Regions from separate parts of the Homo sapiens genome. Here region 1 is linked to region 2. Evidence: read pairs that join two places in POLR2A ChIA-PET (ENCODE). Cell type or tissue: B cell. All regions are shown on one strand.

Region 1 (5,000 bases), 1.4 Mb after region 2:
CCAGCCTGGCCAACATGGTGAAACCCTGTCTCTACTAAAAATACAAAAATTAGCCAGGCGTGGTGGCAGGCACCTGTAACCCCAGCTATTCGGGAGGCTGAGGCAGGAAAATAGCTTGAACCCAGGAGACGGAGGTTGTAGTGAGCCAAGGTCACACCACTATACTTCAGCCTGGGTGACAGAACAAGACTGTCTCAAAAAACAATAATAATAATAACCTGGGTGAGTACTTCTGGATCAAGTGGGGAACTTTTCCAAAATCTGTGGGCCAGGGCACTTCCTCTGATTTCTCTGATACAATAAGTCTGGAATGGAGCCCTGGAAGGCAAATTTTGAAAAATATTTCTATTCTAAATCTCCACCAACATTAAGTAAGCTTATACTTACATTATAAATTATAATTATAGCCACCAACCAATTAACAAATTAATTTGCAGAGATCTCATTCTGAGCTTAACTTTTCTTTGAGAATTTTTCTTTTTTTTTTTTTTTTTTGAGACAGTTTTGCTCTGTTGTCCAGGCTGGAGTGGAGTGGTACAATCTTGGCTCACTAACAACTCCACCTCGTGGGTTCGCAATTCTTGTGCCTCAGCCTCCCAAGTAGCTGAGATTACAAGCACACGTCACCATGCCCAGCTAAATTTTTTCTATTTTTTTAGTAGAGACAGGGTTTTGCCATGTTAGCCAGGCTGGTCTTGAACTCCTGGCCTCAAGTGACCCGCCTTCCTCAGCCTCCCAAAGTGCTGGGATTACAGGTGTGAGCCACCATGCCTGGCTGAGAAAATTATTTTTTTCTACTTTTCCCATTTTTACAAGACAGCTCTACTAACAAATTATAGTTTTATCCATGTACTATAACCAGAGAAGATATGAGTTCTTTTAAAAATATTTTTATTGTAAAATTTGTGATTTTTAAACACAATTACATATTTCAAATAGTCCATTAAAAATGATATACACAAATACAAATTGGGTACATTCGACTATTAGTATTAGAGCCAAGTAGATTGTAAAAGTAAAAGCAAACATAATTGTATGGTGTAGCAAGCAATTAAATGTACTTCATTAAATAGAAACCAAAAGAAAACTCAAGTACATTAGGTAACTATCAGAATCAAGAGTTGCTCTCAAAGAAGTATGTAACCAAATAAAACTTTGTTCTGGTAGAAAGTTACACAAATATATATACCTCATTTTTGAGCTTATTCTTACCAAACACATTTGACTACCAGTTCAGCAGGCTTTCTACTTTCCGTATCACTGAAGCTTCTTAAAATTTTTCAAATACTTTCTATATATACTAACACTGCCTGAATTATTTTCCTTCCTGAATCTCACTCCCACTCCCTTGTCTTTTTTTTTTTTTTTTTTTTTTTTTTTTGAGATGGAGTCTCGCTCTGTTGCCCAGGCTGGAGTGCAGTGGCGCAATCTCGGCTCACTGCAAGCTCTGCCTCCTGGGTTCACGCCATTCTCCTGCTTCAGCCTCTCGAGTAGCTGGGACTACAGACGCCCGCCACCATGCCTGGCTAATTTTTTTGTATTTTTAGTAGAGACGGGGTTTCACCATGTTAGCCAGGGTGGGTCTTGAACTCCTGACCTTGTGATCCAACCAGCGTGGCCTCCCAAAGTGCTGGGATTACAGGCGTGAGCCACCGCACCTGGCCACTCCCTTGTCTTTTATGTCAGCAATCAAGAGCCAGCTGAAGGCATGCCACCTGTTCAGGTAGTCTCATTACCATGCCAGTGATGGGTCTCCGACATTTCCCGCACAGCCTCGAGTCGCGTGGTTTTGTCATCTGACTTGCTCTTCCGTAGGAGCAGCCACACAGCACACTCATGATCTTCTATATCAACTGTACTAAAAGGATCTTTGCAAAAAGAAAAAGCCAAGACAATGTGAAAAGTTAAGATAATACTTTTATCTTCACTTTAAGATGGTAATTTATAAACACTGAAATCTACAATTGGAGAGTTAAATCCATATATATAGGTATTGATAAAAACTAATATTATTTGTTCTCAATTCTGTCATATTATCTTTTACAGTTATTATGAATACTGTGTGTGCTTTTTTTTGGATGGGGGGGCAGGGGTCAGTTTTGTTTTGTTTTTTGAGACAGTCTCGCTCTGTTACCCAGGCTGGAGTGCAGTGACACAATCGTGGCTCACTGCAGCTTCGACCTCTTGGGCTCAAACAATCCTCCCACCTCAGCCTCCTGAGTAGCTGAGATCACAGGGGTATACCATCAGGCCCAGCTAATCTTTTTTTTTTTTTCTAGAGACAGGGACTCAAGAAATTGCCCAGGCTCAATGTGTGTGCTTTTGTTTTGTATATTCTGGTGTCTTTCATATGTGGTCATTTTTAAAATCTTTTTCTCCCCAAAACTTTTTCAAAAAGATCAAATATATGAAAGAAATTAATAAGTTAACATAGGCTGGGCGAGGTGGCTCACACCTGTAATCCCAGCACTTTGGGAGGCCGAGGCAGGCGGATCACGAGGTCAGGAGATCCAGACCATCCTGGCTAACACGGTGAAACCCTGTCTCTACTAAAAATACAAAAAAAAAAAAAAAATTAGCTGGGTGTGGTGGCGGGCGCCTGCAGTCCCAGCTACTCGGGAGGCTGAGGCAGGAGAATGGCGTGAACCCGGGAGGCAGAGCTTGCAGTGAGCAGAGATCGCGCCACTGCACTCCAGCCTGGGTGACAGAGAAGGCTCTGTCTCAAAAAAAAAAAAAAAAAAAAAAAAAAAAAAAAGAATAACATCCATACATCACATCTAGATTCAATAACTGTTATTATTTTACCGTATTTTCTTCATCTATATTCACATGTAATTTTTCCCAAACTATTTGAAAGGATGATGTAGACAAAATGACATTTCAGCCTTTCACAGTTCAACCTGCATCTCCTAAGAACAATCCTGCATTCTCTTAAATAACCACAATGCTATTATCACACCCAAAAACACTAACAAAAATCTTCCCAAATCATCTAAAATTCAGTCTAATTCCATATTCAAGCTTCCCCAATTTTTCAAAAAAATATATTTAAAGCTGTTTTTTAAAACCAAGATTTAATAGTCTCTTTCAATTATAGAAAGTCTTCCCACCTTTTATTTTCACGATGCCAACTTTTTAAGGAGATCAGATAAGCCCTTTTGTATCTAGCTCCACACTGTAGATTAACCTGATTGTGAAATCTATGATATTGGATATACTATGCTCATTATGAAGGCATGGGAGTGATTTTCTAACAAATTTAAAATTATAAAACACTTATCAAGAGAATAGGGTATATTTTATCTCCATATTTATTCACAATTACCTAAGGAAGGAAGAAAATTGTCAAAAGCATTAAGCCCTTAAAATTAAATACAGTCCAAGAGAATAATGTTAATTACTTTGCTTTTTTTTTGAGACAGAGTCTCACTCTGTCACCCAGGCTGGAGTGCAGTGGCATGATCTTGGCTCATTGCAACCTCTGCCTCCTGAGTTCAAGTCATTCTCCTGCCTCAGCCTTCCGAGTAGCTGGGATTACAGGCACCCACCACCACACCTGGCTAATTTTTGTATTTTTAGTAGAGACAGGGTTTCACCATGTTAGCCAGGCTGGTTTCAAACTCCTGACCTCAGGTGACCCACCCACCTCAGCCTCCCAAAGTGCTTGGATTACAAGCGTGAGCCACCATACCTGGCCTGATTAATTTTCCATAGCTATAAAAAATATTAGTATAAGAAATGAAAAAAAGTATCAGGTTGATCATTCCAATGACTTTCAGATTACTGATAAGGATTCCAAGTCATATAGTGGATATTTACCAGCAAATGGATTCCGCAGTATCTTGGCTGATGTTGCCAATACTTTTCTTACTGCTTTGTGAAGTTCTTTTCTTGCCTGCCAGGCAATACCTAAAATGATTATAAAATTAAGTAAAACCAAGAATGTATTTTTTTTTTCTTTTGAGATGGAATCTTACTCTGTCGCCCAGGTTGGAGTGCAGTGGCACAATCTCGGCTCACTGCAAGCTCTGCCTCCCGGGTTCACCCCATTCTCCTGCTTCACAGCCTCCCGAGTAGCTGGGACTACAGGCCCTCGCCACCACGCCTGGCTAATTTTTTTGTATTTTTAGTAGAGACAGGGTTTCACCTTGTTAGCCAGGATGGTCTTGATCTCCTGACCTCATGATCCGCCCTCCTCGGCCTCCCAAAGTGCTGGGATTACAGGCGTGAGCCATCACACCCGGCCCAAGAATGTATTCTTAACACTATGCTCCAACGTTTCAAAGAGATATGTATAAACTCCATATTTTTTCACAAAGAAAATACAAAATAACACTGTTGTCTTTTTATTGTCACTATCGATGCAACTAAAACCATTATGGAAACACAGAGCTCTCAATTCCAAAATAAGATTGCTCTCCAAGTCAGGGAAAAGTAAAAACAAAAACACTAACTACAAAAATACTAACTAAAGCTAATGAAAATCCTCATATACAACATAGGTTTTGCAATATCCAGGAAAATGTCCCTCATGATGAGCTCGCCTCAAACTGAAGTTTGGAGATACTTTATTAAAGAGATTAAGTCTCAATATACAGGTATATTATAAGCAACAACAATCATCTATGTAACTGAAATTGTAAACATACCATAAAAGCATGTTGAAATACACAAAATGATATAATAACAAATAGCAACAGGGCAGCAAGGTGACAGACACAGGCGAGCAGCAGAGCCTGCCTCACTTGAGGAACATCATGTTAACTGGCACATTCTAGCTAACAGTGTATGAACAGGCAGCTGTGAGTCAAGTATGTGACTCACCATGCTATCCATATGTTGAGGAAAATATACTCCTCTGCTCTAAAAGTTCACGTTCCCATGCAACCATATGATCGCTAATGAGGGCTTCCATGTGTCCTAAATATTGAGAAGTGGAGTGTCCTAACTAGTAAAGACAGGTTTTCTAGCCTTGGTGACAGATAATTATAATAAATGAG
Region 2 (5,000 bases):
GGGTGTCTGATATTTTAAATCTTGTAAACAAATTTTTGTGGCCTAAATTTATATATTTGCCAAAGTATGGATGGCTGTGTATAGTTAGAAAAGGTGGACTTAGTAACTGTGGCTAATGGAAAGGGCCTATCATTTAAAAAACAGGAAAAGAAAATATAACAAATGTCTGCAGTTTTGTTTTCTGAATCATCTGGGATGAAATTATGCATGGCTTAAAATCGTTTTCATTGGGAGTCCTGATTTTTGTGGTACATACTTTTGACAATATTTTGGTAGTTTTTTTTTTTTAGTGGTAGCCACTCTTTAAGACAGCTATCACTTAGGTTTATGTTTATATTAATACTACATCAGTAAGTATATGCTAGGGACTAGCACATCCTTACCTTGAATCTATAATGAGGAACCTTAACCCCTCTTTGCTTTGGCTCTGCTTGTCTATATTTAGTCATGAATTTTTGGCAAGGCTTTTTATACTTGTTCCATTTTTCTCAATGTCATAGTGTATCAGAAGTGTGTTATGGATGTGGAAATAATGCAGATCACACTTGGACACTTTTACTAATATACTTAACCTCTGAATGTCATTTTCCTTTACTGAAATTGAAGAAAATAACGTCTTTATTCTGATATTTAAAAAAAAAAAACATTAATTCTGATTTGAGAACTGATTTTAAAAATGTAAGACAATGTAGAGGAAGACTTAATATAAGCTCATTTGATCGTTTTATTAGACACAGATACCTTTTAAAGAGAATAGGTGTAATAGAATGCGGTTGAGTTTTCAGTTCTATTTTTTATTAATAGACTTTATTTCTTTATGATTCTGGGCAGGGTGTATCTATCTAAAAAGATGACTTCTGATGTAATAGGAACACTTGCTTTCCTAGGATAAATTCCAATATCACAGGCAAACCGAAAAGATGATCATTTCATTTATTTAACCCTACCCTTTCCTAGGAGATGAGTGATTTGATGAACATTTGTTAGGGTTCCATGAAATTTTCTACTCCGTTTGGAGACTCACTGGGGATGTAAATTTTGGATGTGCTGGCCTAGGACTCTGTATTCGCTTTTTTGCCGGTGTCCTCAATCTGGAGGCTTTTCTTGCAGCTCTACACTGGACTGACACTGCTCAGCTCATGGGGTTGTGTGCTTTGATCCATGTGGGTGGAAAAGGGACTGATATTTCACTCGTGTCACTTTTGTTTTGGAGTGTATGTGTAGATTTGTAAATTTGAGATTGATATTTATGTTTGATAGAAGTGTGGTGTGTTGCATAAAATGACAGATTTATGGAGGCTGAAAATATTAATAAAACTTAATTCCATTTTTTTTTTGCAATATTTAGGTTTTCCAGTTGGATGTTATAAAATTTTTATGACATTTTACACTGCTGTTATTACTCAAGGGGCCGTATCCACCTCTTAGGCCTTTTTGGGATTGGGTGGTTTTGGTTGCATGCCTTTTCGGAGGTGCCCTTTCCTGAATGGGAGGGAGGTTTTTGCAGGTTCTCTGTGGATATGTAAAGTAGTGCCGCACGCTTGCTGTGTGTGCTTGCTTGAGGCTGAGGAATCCCAAACCCTGTTCCCTGTCGTGTCCGGGAGAGGCACCAGGCAAAACTGTTCCTCTACCAAGAATATATTTCTGTATCATAGATGTAGAACTATTATAAATATCTTTTCTCTAGCTTGGAGGCTATTTGAATGAGACTCAATGGCCCTTTTGGTTTAATTGGGTAATTGAGTGAATTAATTCTGATCTAAAAACTTGGTGTACTTTAGCAACTTTTTCTTCAGGAAATTTGGTAAAGATAAAATGACTTAGGTATCAGTCATTACCTGAGTGTCCTAAGTATTCATTTGTTTTTCCTTATACTGACATCTGAATGAATGGAATGATAGACATATACTATATAGTTTTAATTAGCAATTCACTTTGAGTGAGTGAATTTTTTCAGAGTAGAATATGTGTTTCCACTGTAAGTTTTCACTAAATATGTTCTATTTTCAAAATCTTTGACTTGGAGTAATTCTAAGAAAATTCTTTCCTTACATTTAGTTATTTGTTTTTCTTTTTGAGACAGGGTCTCACTTTGCCACCCAGGTTGGAGTGCAGTGGCGCGATCTTGGCTCACTGTGGCCTTGACCTCCCAGATTCAAGTGATTCTCCTGCCTCAGCCCCGCAAGCAGCTGGGACTACAGGTGCACGCCATCACACCTGGCTAATTTTTGTATTTTTCGTAGAGATGGGGTTTCGCCATGTTGCCCAGGCTGGTCTCGAACTCCTGACCTCAAGTGATCCACCCTCCTCGGCCTCCCAAAGTGCTGGGATTACAGATGTGAACCATCCTGCCAGGCAAGATTTACTTACTTAAATAGGATCCAGTAGGCAGTTTTCAAACCCACATCTGTATGGATCAATGCCAAGAATATTAGAAGGCTACTGAGTTTGACAGATGAACTAATGATGAAATTAACTTGTTTCTTGGATGAGATTTATTACCAGGCACCAGACTAAAGCCCTAAAATCTTAAGCCTATCTGGTTTATGAATAGCTACTCTTATTTCCATTATTAAAATCAGGTAGATGGCAGCAGAATCTGGAGGAGATTCACCCTCTGTTGACCATCTTCTGTAAGGTGCACTTCTCAGTGTCTTCCTGGGCCTTGATGAATGATGAGCTGGAGAACTAGACCAGAAGCCATTCCTTATCAGGTGACTCTGGAAGGGAAGCCATATTTGATGAAATCCAGAAGAAATCCTGGACCATAATGCTACATTTTTTCTTTTTTTGTAATGGGATGCTAAAAAATTAAATATATGGTTTTTTTTTTAAATAGAGGTAAGCTATACGTACATAACATACAACTTACCATTTGAACCATTTTTAGGCATACATTCCAGTGGCATTAAGTACATTGTCATTGTTGTGTGGCTGTCACCATCATCATCTATCCCCAGAACTTTTCCTTCTCAAACTGAAATAAAAATATTTTTCTCTTTCTTTTAAAATTGTTAGCTGCTAATGTGTATTGTAAGTAAAATAATCTTGTTTTTGTAACCATTAATCTTATCACTTCATAGTTTGTGAGTAAATTCTTCCGCAGACATTCCATCAGGATGCTAATGGTTTTTTTGTTTGTTTGTTTTTGTTTTTTATTAGTACATTACTTCCTCTCAATTCTAACTTTGGGGTAATCCTCATAGAGTTTGAGGATCTCTTTGGAGATGTGTATTACAAAGGTTAGTAGTTTCACTGCCAGTTATGTTATTAAAATTTTGAAAAGCAGCTTTTTGGAACCTTTCTAAAGTTTAAAGGTTGAGGGTATTTGTTGAGAGAAACCTGGGACTTGGTTAGATAATAGGGTGTGGAAATGAACTGTTACCATTCTCACTTTTCCCTTGCTTTTCTTCCCTCACCTTTTGCATTTGTAGTCTCTTAAAAATTATTAATTTTATTTTCCCACTATTAGTGAAAATCATTTATAGTGATATTTTTTTCTATTCTTTCTGTGTTTGAAGTTTCTGGGCATCTCACCCCTACCAACCCAGAGCAAACCCAGAGTCTAGGTGGTGCCATGTCCTTTTCCATAGTGTTCTCTGCCACCAAATTTGTGCCTCCCCCTCATGTTTTTACTTTTTAGTCCTCTGCAAAACTTCAGAAATTCTTTGTATGTGGAAAAATTACTAAATTAAGATGATTGACCTTTTAGAATTACATTTTAAAGGCAGCTGTGAAGGGAGACTTCTAGATCCTGCCTAGTCTCATGAACAGGCGTCTTTGGTTTGTGTAAGGTATTGGAATTGTACTGGAATTGCTGCTGATGCTGATAGGTAGTCACATCTTTGTAAGATCAGTTATGTACTTTAACACCAGCTTCCACAGAGAGGAAATGAACTGTTACTTAAGAGCTTGTACTGGGAAGCAATAGTTATTTCTTTAAGGTGTAAACATTTAGCATTTGTGTATGCAGTGAGGTATATGTTAGATAAATATCTACTCCAGACAGTCAATTGGCAAATATTTATTGAGCTCCCACTTTCTTAATCAGCCCTGTGCCAGAGACAGACAATAGCTGGGGTCTGGGGATTGCTGCTGTTGGTGTGCGGATCATGCAGAGATACTGCTAACGCTTGCTCCCTCCATACCTGGATCGTGGTATTGCTGACATCATTGACTTAGAACTGGCTCATTTAAACAAATTGCAGATAGCAACCATGTGGGTCAGCAGTCTATTTGGCCTGCTTTTTTTTTTTTTTTTTCCGGTGGGGCAGTATATTTTGGCAAAACAAAATCTGGTCAACAACAATTGTAGGTTGTTGTGATATAGTTGATGTGATCTAGTGACTCTTTTCCATTTCTACCAATCAGTTACTGGCTTTGTGCCAGAGCGAAATATAGATTCACTACCGAGAATAATAACTAAAAGAAGGAAAATATAATCACTTTCAAATTTATATAGAATGGTCCTTTTTCTTTTTCTCAGTTTTCTACATTACATAGATTCTTGGAAAAAAAGTTAAAACAGTCTGTTCAGATTTAGGAAGATACTTGGATTGCTGGGGTATTTTTGGTAACTGTTTAGATAATGTATGCTGGCTGAGGAGTAAATTCAGCTACTGCTTCTGGGTCCTGAAATAAACCTTTCAGAAAGCGAGGCATTGATGATTAGTGGAGGCAGTTCCAGAATTCTTAGTATCTACTGTTTCTTTTTGTGATGAGCATCTTAGAAGTTAAACCACTCACCATATTTCATAGCCTTATATTGAAATGATTGTTAATTCTAAAATTCATTTAGAAGCTGGCGTCTAATTTGTGAAATCTTGAGAACCACCTTTTAAGATTCAGTGACCATATATCAAGCTACACACCCATTTTAATGCCCTTTAAATTTTCTGTTACCACTGGTATATTTTATAATAAATTCACTCTAACTAATGAATTATAAATGACCTTGGAAATAGGAATGTGGAACATTGCTACTGCTGAGCAAGTATCTT

Evidence for each region. Peaks named below come from ENCODE experiments on the same cell type or tissue, not always from the same donor. Only the 100,000 strongest peaks of a DNase experiment are listed, where the experiment ranks them.
Region 1: POLR2A ChIA-PET joins it to region 2 with 5 read pairs; 2 of 35 experiments call an interaction of 5 or more read pairs at or near these places.

The regions. Positions count from the first base shown.
Region 1 is chr6:158,145,046-158,150,045 of GRCh38, forward strand. SERAC1 (serine active site containing 1) reads right to left here. Exons shown (of 17, transcript NM_032861.4): 5 at 3,820-3,909; 6 at 1,737-1,868. Among named protein-coding and RNA genes, the nearest start is that of SERAC1, 21 kb to the right of the region's middle. In B cell, no CTCF peak of the experiment used is centred here; no DNase peak of the experiment used is centred here.
Region 2 is chr6:156,782,702-156,787,701 of GRCh38, forward strand. The region is part of intron 1 of ARID1B (AT-rich interaction domain 1B); the gene reads left to right. Among named protein-coding and RNA genes, the nearest start is that of MIR4466, 5.5 kb to the left of the region's middle. In B cell, no CTCF peak of the experiment used is centred here; no DNase peak of the experiment used is centred here; H3K4me3 peaks cover 1,229 bases; H3K27ac peaks cover 2,311 bases.